2 separate regions of the Homo sapiens genome follow, and region 1 is linked to region 2. The links are chromatin loops, found by intact Hi-C in ENCODE. Cell type or tissue: Caco-2. All regions are shown on one strand. Links, peaks and the distances in the headings refer to the core of each region. The heading gives the core; the rest is flanking DNA.

The links. Hi-C counts contacts between places; a loop is a spot of excess contacts. Peaks named below come from ENCODE experiments on the same cell type or tissue, not always from the same donor. Only the 100,000 strongest peaks of a DNase experiment are listed, where the experiment ranks them.
Region 1: a loop joins it to region 2, with 2.8 times the contacts of the local background. A loop is called at or near these places in 2 of 110 quality-filtered maps.

Annotation. Positions count from the first base shown.
Region 1 is chr12:32,538,015-32,546,350 of GRCh38, reverse strand. The region is part of intron 1 of FGD4 (FYVE, RhoGEF and PH domain containing 4); the gene reads right to left. Among named protein-coding and RNA genes, the nearest start is that of DNM1L, 140 kb to the left of the region's middle. In Caco-2, for the core only: no CTCF peak of the experiment used is centred there; no DNase peak of the experiment used is centred there.
Region 2 is chr12:32,602,063-32,610,398 of GRCh38, reverse strand. It overlaps FGD4 (FYVE, RhoGEF and PH domain containing 4), which reads right to left. Exons shown (of 17, transcript NM_001370298.3): 7 at 8,082-8,238; 8 at 2,304-2,442. Among named protein-coding and RNA genes, the nearest start is that of DNM1L, 73 kb to the left of the region's middle. In Caco-2, for the core only: no CTCF peak of the experiment used is centred there; a DNase peak (open chromatin) is centred at 4,870.

The DNA of each region.
Region 1 (8,336 bases), core at 216-8,215, 64 kb after region 2:
GGCTCCTGCCTGTAATCCCAGCTACTTGGAAGGCTGAGGCGGGAGAATGGCTTCAGCCCAGGAGTTTGAGACCAGCCTAAGCAACATACTGAGACTCCATCTCTTTAAAATAATGAGAAGAAGAAAAGAAAAAGAGAAACAGGCTCATAATCTGGAGCTGTACTTCTAATATTTGGGTGGCTGTGGGAACCCATTAGCATTTGTTTAATTTTGCTAAAGAGTCTACTGGCCACACATAAGTACAACAAAGATCTTAGATCCAAATGAACTGAAATAAATATTGTTGTGAGAAACTAACAATATTCACAAAAATAAAGACAGTGTATCATAAAACAGATTTTAAGAAAAACTTTCAGATTTAAAATGAATTCTTAGAATCTGTTCCAGGAAATTAAAATAATTATGAATGCCCTAGAGCAAATTCAGATCTTTAATTCGCTTGAAGAATTCAGCAATTATACCCTGCTACAGACTTCAAGCATTTCCTCTCCAAAGCTGGAATATGTGCCAACTGTTTCCCCTACTGGAAGGGTTAGAAGCAACAGAAAAACGTTAAGAGCTGCATAGATATGAATTCAACAAGCACTCATCTAACACCTTGCAACAGAGGCCACTGTAACAGTACCAGGAAGTAAGGCACCACGTGGGACCAGTAACATCTTCAGCCTACTCTTAAGGAGCCAACTTTCCAATGGGAAGATTAAAACAATCCTCAATCAGGGATCTGCAGCCTACAGGTCACAGGCCAAATCCAGCTTCTGTCAATAAAGTTTTACTAGAATACACATTCATTCATTTACATAATGTGTATGATGCTTTTTACTATGTTAGTAGAGTTGAGTAGTTGCAACAGGGACCATATGGCCTGCAAAGCCTAAAATGTTTACAATCTGGCCCTTCACAGAAAAAGTTTACAGAACTTGACCTAAATAATCAAGGCAACAAACTATGAATTACCACTATAATTTTCCAGTTTTGGTTGTGTCCCCAGCTAGTGGTGTGACCTTGGGCAAGTAAAAACCTCTAGGTTTCTGTGAACTCATTAGCAGCACCATACACAGTTGATCTAGCACATCTTGGCTGATAACCCACTCTGGAATGTATTTAATAAATTCACAGTGTTATATGGTATAATCTTCAGTTTCTTACTGTTCTAAACCCTGCATGCCTACCATGCGATTGTGTCAGTTGCTTTCCTATTTTAAGCAAAAATTATCTTCCCCAACTATCTCTACTGCATGTAAACCAGTAGACCAGAACGGGTTAGCCACCTCTAAAAAATCATGCTTCTCAAGGTCAGTAGCTCTCAACCATGACTACATTAGAATCACCTGTGGAACTTTAAGAAAGAAAACTGCAATACCTGGGTTGCACCCCAAACCACTTAAGTCAATCTCTGGGATATGAGACCCAGGTATCAGTGTATGTTAAAGCTTCCCAGGCAATCCCACTGTGCAGTCATGGTTGAGAGTCACCATGCTTAGTGTTATTAACAGGCTTGGATCAAAATAGTATTTATAGTGGAAGCTATATGAAATGAATTCCATAATTTTCAGCTGGTAAGCTAAAGTTCACCAAAACACCATGAAGACTAATTTTAATAGTAATTTTTTTTTTTTGGAGACAGAGTATCCTTCTGTCACCAGGCTGGAGTGCAATGGTGCGATCTCAACTCACTGCAACCTCCACTTCCTGGCTCAAGCAGTCCTCTAGCCTCAGCCTCCTGAGTAGCTGGAACCACAGGTGTGAGCCACCACGCCCGGCTCATTTTTGTATTTTTTTGTAGAGACGGGATTTCACCATACTGACCAGGCTGGTCTCAAACGACTGAGTTCAAAGTGATCCACCTGCCTCAGCCTCCCAGAGTGCTGGGATTACAGGCATGAGCCACTGCACCCAGCCAAAAACAATTTTCTTTGTTTTGAGAGAGTCTTGCTTTGTCACCCAGGCTGGAGTGCAGTGGCACCATCTCGGCTCACTGCAACCTCTCCCTCCCAGGTTCAAGTGATTCTCCTGCCTCAGGCTCCCAAGTAGCTGGGATTACAGGTACCCACCACCACGCCCAGCTCATTTTTGCATTTTTTGTAGAGACATTTTTTGTTTCACCATGTTGGCCAGGCTGGTCTCGAAATCCTGACCTCAGGAGATCCACCCATCTCGGACTCCCAAAGTGCTGGGATTACAGACATAAGCCATGGCTGCTGGCTCTGGCCAAATTTTACTAGTAATTATTTAAGCTCATAGCACCATGTGACTCTTGTTTAAGTCACAGCAAATACTTCTGTGCAAAGTATGAAGTCCTCTTCACAGATAAGTAATAGTAAGATTATCTGATTTTAGAATCCATTTGTGACATAATAAAAATATATATACTTGATCTCTGGTTTCTGACAAAGGACAGCACTTAAATCTCTTGTAATTTCCGGCTGGGTGCGGTGGCTCACACCTGTAATCCCAGCACTTTGGGAGGCCGAGGCGGGCGGATCATGAGGTCAGGAGATCAAGACCATCCTGGCTAAGATGGTGAAACCCCGTCTCTACTAAAAATACAAAAAAATTAGCTGGGCGTGGTGGCGGGCATCTGTAGTCCCAGCTACTTGGGAGGCTGAGGCAGGAGAATGGCATGAACCCAGGAGGCGGAGCTTGCAGTGAGCTGAGATTGCACCACTGCACTCCAGCCTGGGCAACACAGTGAGACCCTGTCTCAAAAACAAAACTCTTGTAATTTCCTAAGTGGTGGGGATAATAGGAGCATCTTTTGTTCCTAACGGAGAGTTCTTAAATCTCTTGACACTTCCTGGGTGGTAGAAGCCTCTTTTGATGAAATGACTCTTGGCGTAACCCTAGGTAGCCTCAGGATGGAGGTGGCTGCCAGAAAGACCAAGTAATGATCAGAAGCATGGAACTTTCAGACCTATTCCTCCCAACTTCTGGAGAGGGAGAGTGCCTGGAGACTGAGTTAATAATTGATCACGTCTACATGATGAAACCTCTAAGTGACAAGGATCAGAGAGCTTCCAAGTTGGTGAATACATCCATGTGCAGGGAGGGTGGCCTACCCTAACCCCATGGGACAGGAGCACCCATGTTCAGGAATCTTCTGGACCTCACCTTATGTATTAATCTCTCTTTATCTGGCTGTTCATCTATATTCTTCATAGTATCCTTTATAATAAACAAGCAAATGTCAGTAAAGTGCTTTCCTGAGTTCTGTGACCCAATCTAGCAAATTATTAAATCTGATGAGGAGTTCATGGGAACCTCTGATTTACGGTGAGTCAGTCAGAACTACGGGATGCCTGGGACTTGTGACTGGCATCTAAAGTGGGGATAGTCTTGTGGGACTCAGCGTTTCACCTATGGGATCTGACGCTAACTCCAGGTAGAGCTGAAGAACTGGTTGTTGCTGTGAAGAAAACCCCCCATTTGGTGTCAGAAGTGTTCTCTGGGTACAAAGAGATAATATCACTACCAAAAACAACCTAGACATCCCCTTATATGAAAAGTCACCAGTTAGGAGCCTTGAGAAATCAAAAGTAAATTATTTATGGCCAACAGAGGGCATGAAAAGCTCCTATACAAGGAGAAACTTCTGTAACAATGAAATCAAAATTTTTATTGACTTCATAAAGTGTGAAAGAAATAAAAGCAGATGTAGGAAAAGAACTCGAAAGGCAAAAGCCTTTTTCTAAGAGCTGTAGCCAACTCATTTATTCACAATGTCTGGTTTATAAATCGACCAGATTCTTGGCTTTTCCCTTGCTTCTGCCCACTGCCAAACTATTTTCCATTTATTCACAACAAATTTATCTGCAGGTCCAGAGAGGAGAAGAAAATCAAACTGCCTAATATTTCATAAGTTTTCACAAGGAGGCTGCTAAAACCAAATAAAATTGTTTTTAATTATCTCAATCACAAGTAACCAAGGGTGAACAAATGTTTCTCTTCACAAAAGGGAAAATAGATCCTTTTCATAAGCAAATTCTTCCTGACATTGTTGCTATTAATTTTGTACTACTTTGCTGGTTTATTTTTCTAAACTTGATTTCTCTAAATCTGAAATCTAGCAGCTAAAACATCCCAGCCTAACACTATTTCTGTAAACTAATTTCTGTAGACTTTATCTGCTTAAAACTACCTCAGCCTACTGTGTTGCAACACTTTGTTTTGCAGTTACCAACACTGCTCATTCAACCTGTATTTTGCTTCACGGCATTAATAGATAAAATGAACACTGCTAAGTAGGAAAAACTCCTCAGGACCAGCCAGTCACCCAAAAGCTGCTACTTTAAATGCACCAACACTATCATTTGTTCCAAGGTAAGGATCACCCAGACCTGCGGTGAAACGCAAGGTGATGTTTATCTGGGAAGTACATTTTTTTTTTTCCCTGAGGAAAAAAGCAGGGTGGATTACTAAAACTAGTGGTTGAAAGGTCAAATTTTTGACATGATTATTTTGACTGTGGGAAAGTTACTTAACTTCCTTATAAATTAGAGAAATATTTTTACTGCTCTACTGACATCTCTTAGGCATAGATATAGATCAAAATTCTTCTTTTTGATGGTTGGTAATTTTAAGAAAAACATGTAACAAATTAGGTGACTCTAAAAAAGGCTTGGTGATACCCTCTACTCCTGACTCTCCTCTTTATTTTGATATTCTCTTTTTAAGAAAAAATATTACTGGCCGGGCACGGTGGCTAACGCCTGTATTCCCAGCACTTTGGGAGGCTGAGGCGGGCGGATCACCAGGTCAGGAGATTGACACCAGCCTGGCCAACGTGGTGAAACCCCGTCTCTACTAAAAATACAAAAATTAGCTGGGTGTGGTGGCAGGCGCCTCTAATCCCAGCTACTCAGGAGGCTGAGGAAGGAGAACCGCTTGAACCCGGAGGCAGAGGTTGCAGTGAGCCGAGACTGAGCCACTGTACTCCAGCCTGGCAACAGAGTGAGACTCTGTCTCAAAAAAAACATTACTATAAACCCCATTTTACTAAACATTTAATATTTAGCAGCTTACAAAGTTAAGTATTGGCTTTCCTTACTCCCTGCTGCAAAATCAGACTAGCAGGCCTCACATTTTTTCTAGACCCAGAGCACAATAGCATTGTGTGTTAGGCTTCTAACAGTGTAGGGGATTGTTTCAGTCATGCAAAACTTAAAAAGCAAATACTGCTTCTAGCTTATCCATTATTTCCTATTTTTTTTTGGCTGACAGAAGAAAGAAGTTAGGAAGAAAAAAAATGAACCAGTTAATCAAAGATAAACCAATTTTCCAATTCTGAATTTTAAAACTGCATTACTTAAGCCATATTTGGCTACATCTAATACAATTTTTCTCCTACAAATAAAAAGTCTGACTATTTTATTCATTCAATGATATAACGAATTTTATTACTCCCTTGCTTAAAATCCTTTAATGGAACTGCAAGGCTCGATGGGGAGGGGGAACCTCAAAACCTCTAGCTTGCATAAAGGACCCTTCACATTAAGACATCAATCTTGCCTGTAATCCCAGCGCTTTGGGAGGCAGAGGCGGGCGAATCACCTGAAGTCAGGAGTTCGAGACCAGCCTGACCGACATGGAGAAATCCCATCTCTACTAAAAATACAAAATTAGCTGGGGGTGGTGGCACATGCCTGTAATCCCAGCTACTCGGGAGGCTGAGGCAGGAGAATTGCTTGAACCTGGGAGGTGGAGGTTGCGGTGAGCTGAGATCACACCATCACACTCCAGCTTGAGCGACAAGAGTGAAACTCTGTCTCACAAAAAAAAAAAAAAGAAAAGAAAGAAAGAAAAAAAAAGGCGTCAATCTCCTGAAGGGCCTAATATCCATCTACTCAGAACTATGCACCCCTAACACTCTAGCCACATTCTCATCTTCTCCATTCCTGGAAAACACAGTTCTCTTTTCATATGTTTCTCTCTGCTTTTGCATACGTTGGTTCTTTTAGCTTAAAAAACAGAAAGTCTTTGTTTAAACAAATTTATCAATATCTAGCTCCAATGTTACCTTTTTTGAGGAAATTTCCTTGAATCAATGAAACAGTTGTTCCTCCTTTTCTATTCTCCAAACATATTTTGTACCTCTCCTATGACATTTCTCATAGTCACTGCATTTAGAGGTCTATGAGGGAGGCGAACTTAAACCTCCTTGAACATAGAGGTATTACACAATTTTTAGGATTGAGTATAGTGAATACAGTTACATTTCCTAACCCTAAGCATGACTTGTTACCATTCTGTATCAAAATGGTCAATTTTAGATAAAAAGTTACCAGAAATACCTTTTTTCCTTGATATTTCTTATTTTGCTATTTTACACTCTAAATTAGTAACTCTGATGGAAATAAATTTAAAAAAAATTTACTGGGCAATATTAGAGAAAAACATGATATTTCTAATAAATCAGTAACTACTGATAGACATTAAGGGGCTTACACATTTATAAAATAACAAAATTATTTTCAAGCTTTGTATAATTTCTTTTTGCTATAGTCAAAATTGATTCCATATTTCTAAGAAGTCATGTAATCTAATAATGTATAATTACTATTCAGATCAAGTATATTATCAAATAGCAAACAGCAGTTCATAGATTTTAACTGCATTTGGGGAAGGGAACTTTTTTTTTTAACATTAACTGTTGGCTACAGATTTTAAAATGCAGGTCAATTTCCAATTATCTAGATAAATTTGGAAATAAATTACATGAAGTGTAAACACAAATAATTCTTACACTTTAATTCATGTACTGGCTTTTTTTTTTTTCCCCCCTGAGACAGAGTTTCGCTCTTGTTGCCCAGGCTGGAGTGCAATGGCGCGATCTCAGCTCACTGCAACCTCCGCCTCTCAGGTTCAAGCGATTGTCCTGCCTCAGCCTCCCAAGTAGCTGGGATTATAGGCATGTGCCACTACGCCCAGCTAATTTGATATTTTTAGTAGAGATGCGGTTTCTCCATGTTGGTCAGGCTGGTCTTGAACTCCCAACCTCAGATGATCCACCCACCTCAGCCTCCCAATGTGCTGGGATTACGGATGTGAGCCACCGCACCTGGCCCGTGTATTGGTTTTCTATTCCACATCAAGCCTTACAGGAACTACTAAGGAAATATTTCTAGATTATTTTTTATTCAATCGTTTTACTTTTCCTATCACCCTCCTACAAGAGTGCTTCAAAGAGTGAAATGACTTAAATGTAGGAAGAGAAAAAACAAAAAGTGGGGCAAGTATATCATTAATATAAAATATTAAGGACCTCTTTTTCTTATTTATTTTTATCTTTTTATTTATTGAGACAGAGTCTCCCTCTGTCACCTAGGCTGAAGTGCAATAGCACGATCTCAGCTCACTGCAACCTCCACCTCCTGGGTTCAAGCAATTCTCCTGCCTCAACCTACTGAGTAGATGGGACTACAGGTGCGTGCCACCACGCCCAGCTGATTTTTTGTATCTTTACTAGAGACGGAGTTTCACGGTGTTAGCCAGGATGGTCTCGGATCTTCTGACCTCATGATCTTCCCTCCTTGGCCTCCCAAAGTGCTGGGATTACAGGTGTGAGCCACTGCGCCTGGCCTAAGTACATCTTTAATAGCAAAAAATCTTGGCCACAATTTTCTCCACACAGACAGTATCGCTCCAGATTTCTTGGTTTCACACCCCAAAGCTTCTCCCTCATCTCTTTTCTGTCTTACGACACAGCCCATTAATTAATCATCCAAAATCATGTACGGGCTCAGCCACAGATTCCAATCTCACTAACCCACTAACCCCTCCATACTTTCTTCATACTTCTTTATATCAACTTGGCCTGTGAGGCTTCCAATAGCAGGAACTCATTATTGACATGCTGCTCAACAAGGGACACCAGAGGTTAGCAAGCAAGGATATTTATTCTTAAAAGAGAACTGAAGGGAAGAAATGGAGAACACTACAAATATTTATAATTTATTAAACTTCTTATATTCCTGCTCATTTTACATTTCCCAACAGAAAAAGGCACTGAATATTAGAAATGTATTCAATCAACAAATATTAACAAAGCACCCAGTATCTATTAGTTACCTTTCTAGACCCTAGGAACATAGCAGTGAACACCACAACAAAAAAATAACCTGTATAACATGCTAAATGGTAAAAGTGCTATGATGGGCCAGGCACAGTGGCTCACACCTGTAATCCCAGCATTTTGGGAAACCAAGGCAGGTGAATTGCTTGAGCTCAGGAGTTCGAGACCTGCCTGGGCAACATGACAAAACCCATGTCTCTACTAAAAATATAAAAAGTAGCCAGGCATGGTGGTGTGTGCCTGTAAGTCCTGGCTACTGTGGAGG
Region 2 (8,336 bases), core at 226-8,225:
CCAAATCAGAATAGTTCTCCAAAATGTAAACAAAAATTCAGTTTCTTCTATACTCAGACTTTGAAACTTACAGTGTATACTAAATCCATACCAGGTACTTTATTACAATATCAATTCTTACACAGCCTTAAACCATTAAGTATTTTAGCTCCATTTGGCAGATGAATGAAATGGGGAAGTAATACAACTTGGCTGAGGTCACACAGCTATGCTATTGAAGGGCCAGATTTAAACCCAGGTTTCTGACTCAAAAGTTCTAAAATATTTCATGAGTAGTAAGTATTTTACTAGTTGTATGAGCAAATTAACCACTAAGCATAACCTACTTTCTTTGGGAAAATACATTCACAGTTCTAGCCTGGGTCGGGTGAAAGGGAATCTTCTGAGGCCAGTGTTGGAGGGTTTTGTTCCTGGGGCAGGTGGGAATGGGAACTCTTTGGTGTGGACATCGTAGGAGCTCCAGAGGCTGCTGGTGAAGTGCTGTGGATGCCGAGACCTCTTGCTGGACTAACCCTAGGAAAAACCTCTCAATCCTAAATCATGTCCCATTTTCTTCCTTTCTTTTCTGTTTTGTGAATACCGGCCTGCTTAATTCTGTTACCACAACAACCCTGAGACTTTTCAACTACATTTTTTGTCTTCAGTGTACTGCTGGACAGAATGCATTTTGTTGCTTTCATTTCTACTTTTAGGTCACCAAAAAGCCCTTCTTCTGTGATTTCCTTGGAATTTGAGTGAAAGTAGCAATGGAAAACAAACAAAAAGCAATAAAATGCCATACCATGTCACCAACTTTCTCATTTTTGACATGGGCATCTAAGGGGATACCAAAGTCTGAGTGTAGAATAAACTGAATTTTAATTTACATTTTAAAGAACTATTCTGATGTGGGCGATGCTGTGCACTTGATACAGGATCCAGGATAGAGGAAGACAAAATAAGATGGGATAAAGCCACTGCTCTAGAGATGAATTTGAGGAAAAGCAGTAGTGTTTCCACCTCCACCCCCACCACTAGATCTGCCACTCAAATCAAGCAGTCAGGTGAGATGGATGGAAAATGGAGACAGGGAAGAATTCATAGGAAGTAGTTGGTTTGAGGAGATGGCAAGCCGAGTTCATCCTACACTATGGAAGGGGCCAATGGAGAAGAGAAGTTTCTGTGGTCAGAGTCACTCAAATGATGGGAGAAACACATCTGAGACAGCTTGTGTTCTAGAAAAGGCTAAGGATCAGGGCCAGAAGCAGTGGCTCACACCTGTAATCCCAGCACTTTGGGAAGCTGAGGTGGGTGGATCATCTGAGGTCAGGAGTTTAAGACCAGCCTGGCCAACATGGTGAAAACCCGTCTCTACTAAAATCACAAAAATTAGCTGAATGGCTTGAACTCGGGAGGTGGAGGTTGCAGTGAGCTAAGATCGCGCCACTGCACTCCAGCCTGGGCAACAGGGTGTGACTCTGTGTCAAAATAATAATAGTAATAATAACAACAATAATAATTTAAAAAGAAAAGGTTAAGGATCCAAGACAAAAAATGTTTTACGTACTTCGTCTCTCATCCAGGTTCACTTATGACAGAAAACAAGAAATTACAAGGGAAAGTAGCAATGTTTTAAGGTTGTACACAAGTACAACCACTGCTTGTTGAATATCAAGCCACTGTTATTTCTTAAATTTTCATTCATGCCTTTACAGTTGATTTGTAAAAGTGCAGAAAAAGGTAAAGTATTATTGAAACTCATAAGCCTTTAAAAAAACCCCTTTCATTATAATCTGATGAAAAAATAAGACATCTAACATAATTGAAATACATTTTTCTTGAAGAAAATGTTATTGGACAATAAAAAGCACCATTTCCTGTTATGGTAGCACGTTAGGGCAGGTGCAGCCAACTCTGCTTAGGTTATTTTTACATAGTGAATGTCACCTTAGCTTTCTTGGTATGCACCAACCTATCTAATTAAACAGGAGCACTTGTAATTCTGAATGGCTATATTCTTCCTCTGACAAGGAAATTGTGTATTGCTATTCTAGATGTCTTTAAGACTATAATTTTATATTTCAGAGCCAGTGACTAACATGGAACCAGCAAAATTAATGTGATTTGCATTGCTCTAAACTTGTCATTTTGGCTCAAAAGTGACTTGCCTAACTGAAGTGATGATAACAATTTCCAATGAAATTATCTTCTAACAGCAACATTTGACTAAAGTAGCTGTGAGATGTATTTCTCTTTGAAACCATAAGGCTGCTTGGCCACTTGATTATTCCAAAATAGGGAGAAAACAAAAAAAAAGCATTTACTTTTAGCATCATTCCAGTCCAGGGAATCAGGAGGCAATTTCCTTAGATAGTCCTTAAGGAGCATCTCATACCGGGGAATCCGCTGAACAGGTTCTAGCATGTGATGCTGCAAAGTTAAGCTCCCACAGATTTTCTGTTTCTGTAATGAGAAAGGTTTTCTAAGAAACATTTAAAAATTAGGTTAGCAAGTCTAAAAACTCACTGTAAAACAGAACTTTCGTCAAGGGCAATATTTTTCGACAAAGTGTGACTGTCCATCACCTGCATGAAATGCAGATTTCTGGCCAGGCACAGTGTCTCACACCTGTAATCCCAGCACTGTGGGAGGCTGAGACAGGTGGATCACCTGAGATCAGGGTTTGAGACCAGCCCGGCCAACATGGCAAAACCCCGCCTCTACTAAAAATACAAAAATTAGCCAGGCGTGGTGGCACACGCCTGTAGTCCCAGCTATGCGGAGGCTGAGCCTGAGGCAGGAGAATTGCTTGAACCTGGGAGGCGGAGGTTTCAGTGAGCCAAGATCGTGCCACTTAGCCTGGGTGACAGAGTGAGACTCCGTCTCAAAAAAAACAACAACAACAACAGAAAACAGATTTCTGAACCCCACCTCAATCTGTAACATCACAATCTTTGGGGAAGGAGATGGAGAATATGCATTTTTTTCTTCTTTTTTTGAGACGGAGTCTCACTATGTTGTCCAGGCACACAGTGGTGTGATCTCACTGCAACCTCTGCCTCCTGGGCCCAAGTAGTCCTCCCACCTCAGCCTTCCAAGTAGCTATAGGCACGTGCCACCATGCCCAGCTAGAGAATATGCATTTAAAAACACCTGATATTTCTATAACACTGAAGTTGAGAACTACCAATCTGGTGTAAGAACAGAAAGGAGGAAAAAAAATCAAGCAGAATTTTAAGCAAGAAAATTCCAGATTGCTGATAACCACTTCAATTAGTCACTACAAGGGTTTGTGAAGTCACATTATTAAATCATTCTATATAGATTTTTCAAAAGATGTGCCTATTTAATGAGGTTTGCTAAGCACAACTGTATTAAATGACTTTGGACTCAGCAGAAACTATTTGATAATAAGGCTATGATAAATGTCATTGCCTTTGAACTTAAAAAAGACTCCATATAGAAGAATAACAAGGTCTGGGCATCTTATCTGTCAGAAAATTTTATTTTTTCATCAGTTCAAAGCATTCTTTTTCATTAGAAACCAAATTCTGTAAATAGAGCTCCATTTCTTAGGGCAAAATTAAGACCGTATCACTTGCTTCCAAGAAACTGTTAACAAAAGAGATGAAAAAATAAGAAATGTTCTTGTTCCTGTTAAACAAAGCAGAAATCCCATTAAAGTATATACTGAATTCACACCATGATCAGGGTACTGCAAAGCATCAAAGCTATATTAAGACATGGTGTTTGCATTTGAAGCAAACAAGTGACTAAAGGCTTCACAGAGAAGGGAACATTTAATGCAACCTCTGATAAGTACAGGCTCTGAAGAAAAAGACAGACTAGGGAGCGAGCCCAGGAGGAGAAACCTGAGAGAACAGGCCCACAGTAATGAAGCATGAAGTATGTTAAATGAAAGGGACAGAGAGGTTTTCTTGGCAAAAAAAAAAAAATAAGTAGAGGAAAATAGAAGACGTAAAGTAATGGTAATATGGGTAATAATGTCAAGGTGAGTTTAGATTTTTTTCATCTAATGTAGATTTTTGTGCATGACAGTTGTATCATTAGATCTGAGCTCTATTAGATTAATCTACTGCAGTGTGGCTTTAGGGGGACGGGGGAAACTAGTTTGGAAGTTGTTATTATAGACCAGGAAGAAAATAATAAGGGCCTGAAATTGGCATAGAAGCTGAGAGAATAGCTTTCCTTAATAAAGTTTAAGATATTAATTATATAAATTTAAATATCTCATTGGGTTTTCCCAAAATCTATTACGTACATCAAGGAAAGTATTACTGATCCCAAATATTTTACATGAAGAAACTGTGGCTCAGATAATTTAGGAGCGTTTCCTAAGGTCAAGTGACTATAAGCAGCAGACTTAGGATTCTAAACTAGGTTAGTTGATTCCCAATCTACCACTCTTTTCACAACCCATGTCATTTCATCATAATATAGAGAAGACAGACATTGTACAGATAGAATTCAGAGTGTGACTAGACAATAACTACCACTATCACCACCATCGCCACTATCATTTAGTGAGCACTTACTATGCAACAAGCACTACGCTAAGCAATTTGAATACATTATTTCACAGGCAAATGAACACATACAGAGAATGAAGACATGTAACAAATCAAAGATAAAGCTAAGTTGTCAAGCTCTGGTAAATGACAGGATAATGGTGTCACCTAATAAATCCAATACATATCAGAATAATTATCTACTCTATGTAAGGCCTAAAAAGTCAGATGGAAAAATGCTTGGGAGCTAAAAATAGGAAAAGAAAATATTGACTTTGTTTGGATGACAAGATATTCACATGCTCAGCTGTTTGTACCTAGAGTTTGGGAGTAGAGAACTAGACTAGAAACAGCAACCCTAGAGGAACCTGTCTGGCAAGTTAAAGGCATGTGGGAATAGGATATCACTGAAAAGTATGAAAAGAAAGAAGAATGTAGAAGGCAAACTTTGTGCTCTGCCTACATTTCAGAGTTAGCAAAAGAAGCTAGTAAAAATCAAAGCAGGAGCCCAATATTCAGTAAGGTAGGGGAGTGTTTAATTACAAAATAAAAGAATGTTAAAAAAAAAAAGGAGTGAAGGGGATGAGGCAGACCTTCTGGCTACAGCTGAATGAAGAGACTGGCAAATCCTCCCTGTTAAAAGCAGCTGATAGGCCGGGTGCAGTGGCTCCTGCCTGTAATTTTAGCACTTTGGAAAGCCGAGACGGGGGAATCATTTGAGGCCAGGAGTTTGAGACCAGCCTGGCCAACATGGCGAAACCCCGTCTCTACTAAAAGTACAAAAATTAACCAGGTGTAGTGGCATGTACCTGTAATCCCAGTTACTCAGGAAGCTGAGGCACAAGAATCGCTTGAACCCAGGAGGCAGAGGTTACAGTGAGCCGAGATCATACCACTGCACTCCAGCCTGGGTGACAGAGCAAGACTCTAACTCCAAAAAAAAAAAAAAAAAAAGCAGCTATAAAGCTAGATAAAATTGACAAAACAATATTTGCATTTTAGAAATTGATTAAAAGGCATGCAACAACCTGAAATCTGTTTACACTTTAAAAATTGTTGAACTTTGGGTAAGAACGGTGAGAATCTGTGGCATTCTAGCCTGTGGCTGCTCCTGTTCCTCTCCCAGCTCAGTCACTATGAAGGGGCCATCAGGGTGGCACGGACTGTGAGGACTGGCAGCTCCTCTGCTGAGGCTGAAAAGGGCTCATTCATTTGGAGTGGTGGGCAACATACACACCCAACAACATCAGTAGAAGTGAAGATCCCTGAGGTGAGTGAGAGGTGAGAGCCAATAACTCTACTAGCCAGAAGTTGTGGTTGTAGATGTGAAAAATACAGTAATTGAAAAGAAAAATTCACTATAGGTTCAACAGCAGATTTGAGATGACAGAAGAATCAGGGAACTTGAAGAAAGACTAGTAGAAATTATACAATCTGAATAATAGAACAAAGATTGGGAGTATCATTTGAACCCAGGAGTTCAAGGCCAGCCTAGGCAACACAGCAAGACACCATTTCCAAAACAAACAAAAGGAACCCACCAAAATTTGTGTAATGGGAGTAAAAAGATTTTAAAAAAGAGAAAGTGAAAAGGACAGAAAATATTTGAAGAAATAATGGCTGAAAACTTCTGAAAATGATTAAAAAAAAATCAATCTACAAATGCAAAAAGCTCAACCAACCCTAACCAGGACAAATACAAAAAGGTCCACACCCAGACACATCATATTTAAACTGCTGAAAGCCAAAAAACAGAGAACATCTTGAAAGCAGCAAGAGAAAAGTGACTCATCACACGCATGGGAGTATCAATACAATCAATGGCTGGCTTCTCATCTCAAACCACAGAGGACGGAAAGCAGGAGAATGACATATTCAAAGTGCTGGGGGGGATCTCCATATACTGGTTGAGTGCAGTGGCTCATGCCTGTAATCCCAGCACTCTGGGAGGCTGAGTCTAGGTGTTCAAGACCAGCCTGGGCAACATAGCCAGACCTTGTTTCTATAAAAAAATTCTAAGATTTAGCCAGGGTGGTGGCGCATGCCTGTAGTCCCAGCTACCTGAGAGGCTGCGGTGGGAGGATTGCTCAAGCCCAAGTGTTCAAGGCTGCAGTGAGCTGTGACTGGGCCACTGCACTCTAGCCTGGGTGACAAGAGCAAGACCCTGTCTCTAAAAAAAAAAAATAATAAACATTATAGAAACAAAGGCCAGGCGCGGTGGCTCACGCCTATAATCCCAGCATTTTGGGAGGCCGAGGCAGGCAGATCATAAGGTCAGGAGATAGAGATCATCCCGGCTAACACGGTGAAACCCCATCTCTACTAAAAATACAAAAAATTAGCCAGGCGTGGTGGCAGGCGCCTGTAGTCCCAGCAACAGGCTGAGGCAGGAGAATGGCTAAGTAAACCCAGGAGGCGGAGCTTGCAGTGAGCCTAGATCACGCCACTGCACTCCAGCCTGGGCAACAGAGCAGCGAGACTCCGTCTCCAAAAAAAAAAATAAATAAAATAAAAAGGAAAAACCCATATACCAGGAATTCCCAATCTAGCTAAACTGGACTTCATTCTTCATTCATTCAAAAGTCAAGAAAAAATAAGTGTAGTCCCAGACAAAGACTGACAGAACAACCATGTATGCTGAAAGAAACTTACTCCAGAAAGGGCAAATATAATAGTATACAATAGACTTATAGATACATTTTTTTCTCATATCCTTCCATAACAATTGTAGCACTGTATTATAGACTCACAACATATAAAAACTTAATATACAGGACACTAATAGCACAGAGCATAGAGGAGGGAACAGAGCTATATTGGAACAAAGTGTCTACATTTTACAAGAATTAAGGTGAGTATAATCTGAAGTACATTGTGAAAAATTAAGATGCATACTATAATCCTAAAAGCAACCACTGGAAAATAACTCAAAAAATCATTTGACAATTAGAGGAATTAAAATGGTACAATTAAAAAAATTCATATGACACAAAAGAAGACAGTCAAGGAACAACAGAATTCCCATGCCAAGAATCTTAGATGATCTAAAATATGCCTTTTCAATATCAACTGTATCAAAGAATATGACATTAACAATTTTGACTAGAGAATCAAGTGGAAATTATTATGGTATTATTAAAGTATGTTATTCAGGTTTGGTGAAACAGAAGAAAATGAGGACACAGATATCAAGTGACAAAAAAAGAATGATTAGTTTCCCAAATCTCAAGGTTTACAGCAATCATTCTTTATATTCCTTCCAACAACTTAACCTCTGAAAGAATGCAAGAGAGACACAGACCCGAATGGGAACTCATTTTGTAAATTTATGTAGACCCTAATAAAAATCATCCTCTGCTGGTCTCAAAAGCAAATGGAGAAGTTATTGCTTAGTATGCAGCATGTGACTGATACGTATTTCAGCATTGCAGAGATGATCTGCATAATTTGGAGTAGAATGAATTTTGGCTAGGTATCTCAGACAGATCTCTAGATCTCAGTTTTAGATATAGAAGACTGTATAATTTGTATGGAAATAGTAATTCATAGCTTTGAACAAAACAGTCCTATTACCTGAATTTCTTCAACCACTGATTTGAACTGGGGAATACGTTCTGTCATGTTTTTAACCAATTCCATTGCATTATCAAATCCTTTCACATATTCTCCATACATCTTAAGGAATGGTGCCAATTTCTGAAGGATGTCTCCAATTCTAGGAGTAGTTTCCCTGTATCAAATATAGAAAAACAAGTCTTTAAAAAAAATTTTTTTTTGAGACAGGGTCTTGTTCTGTCACCCAGACTGTAGTGCAGTGGCATTATCACA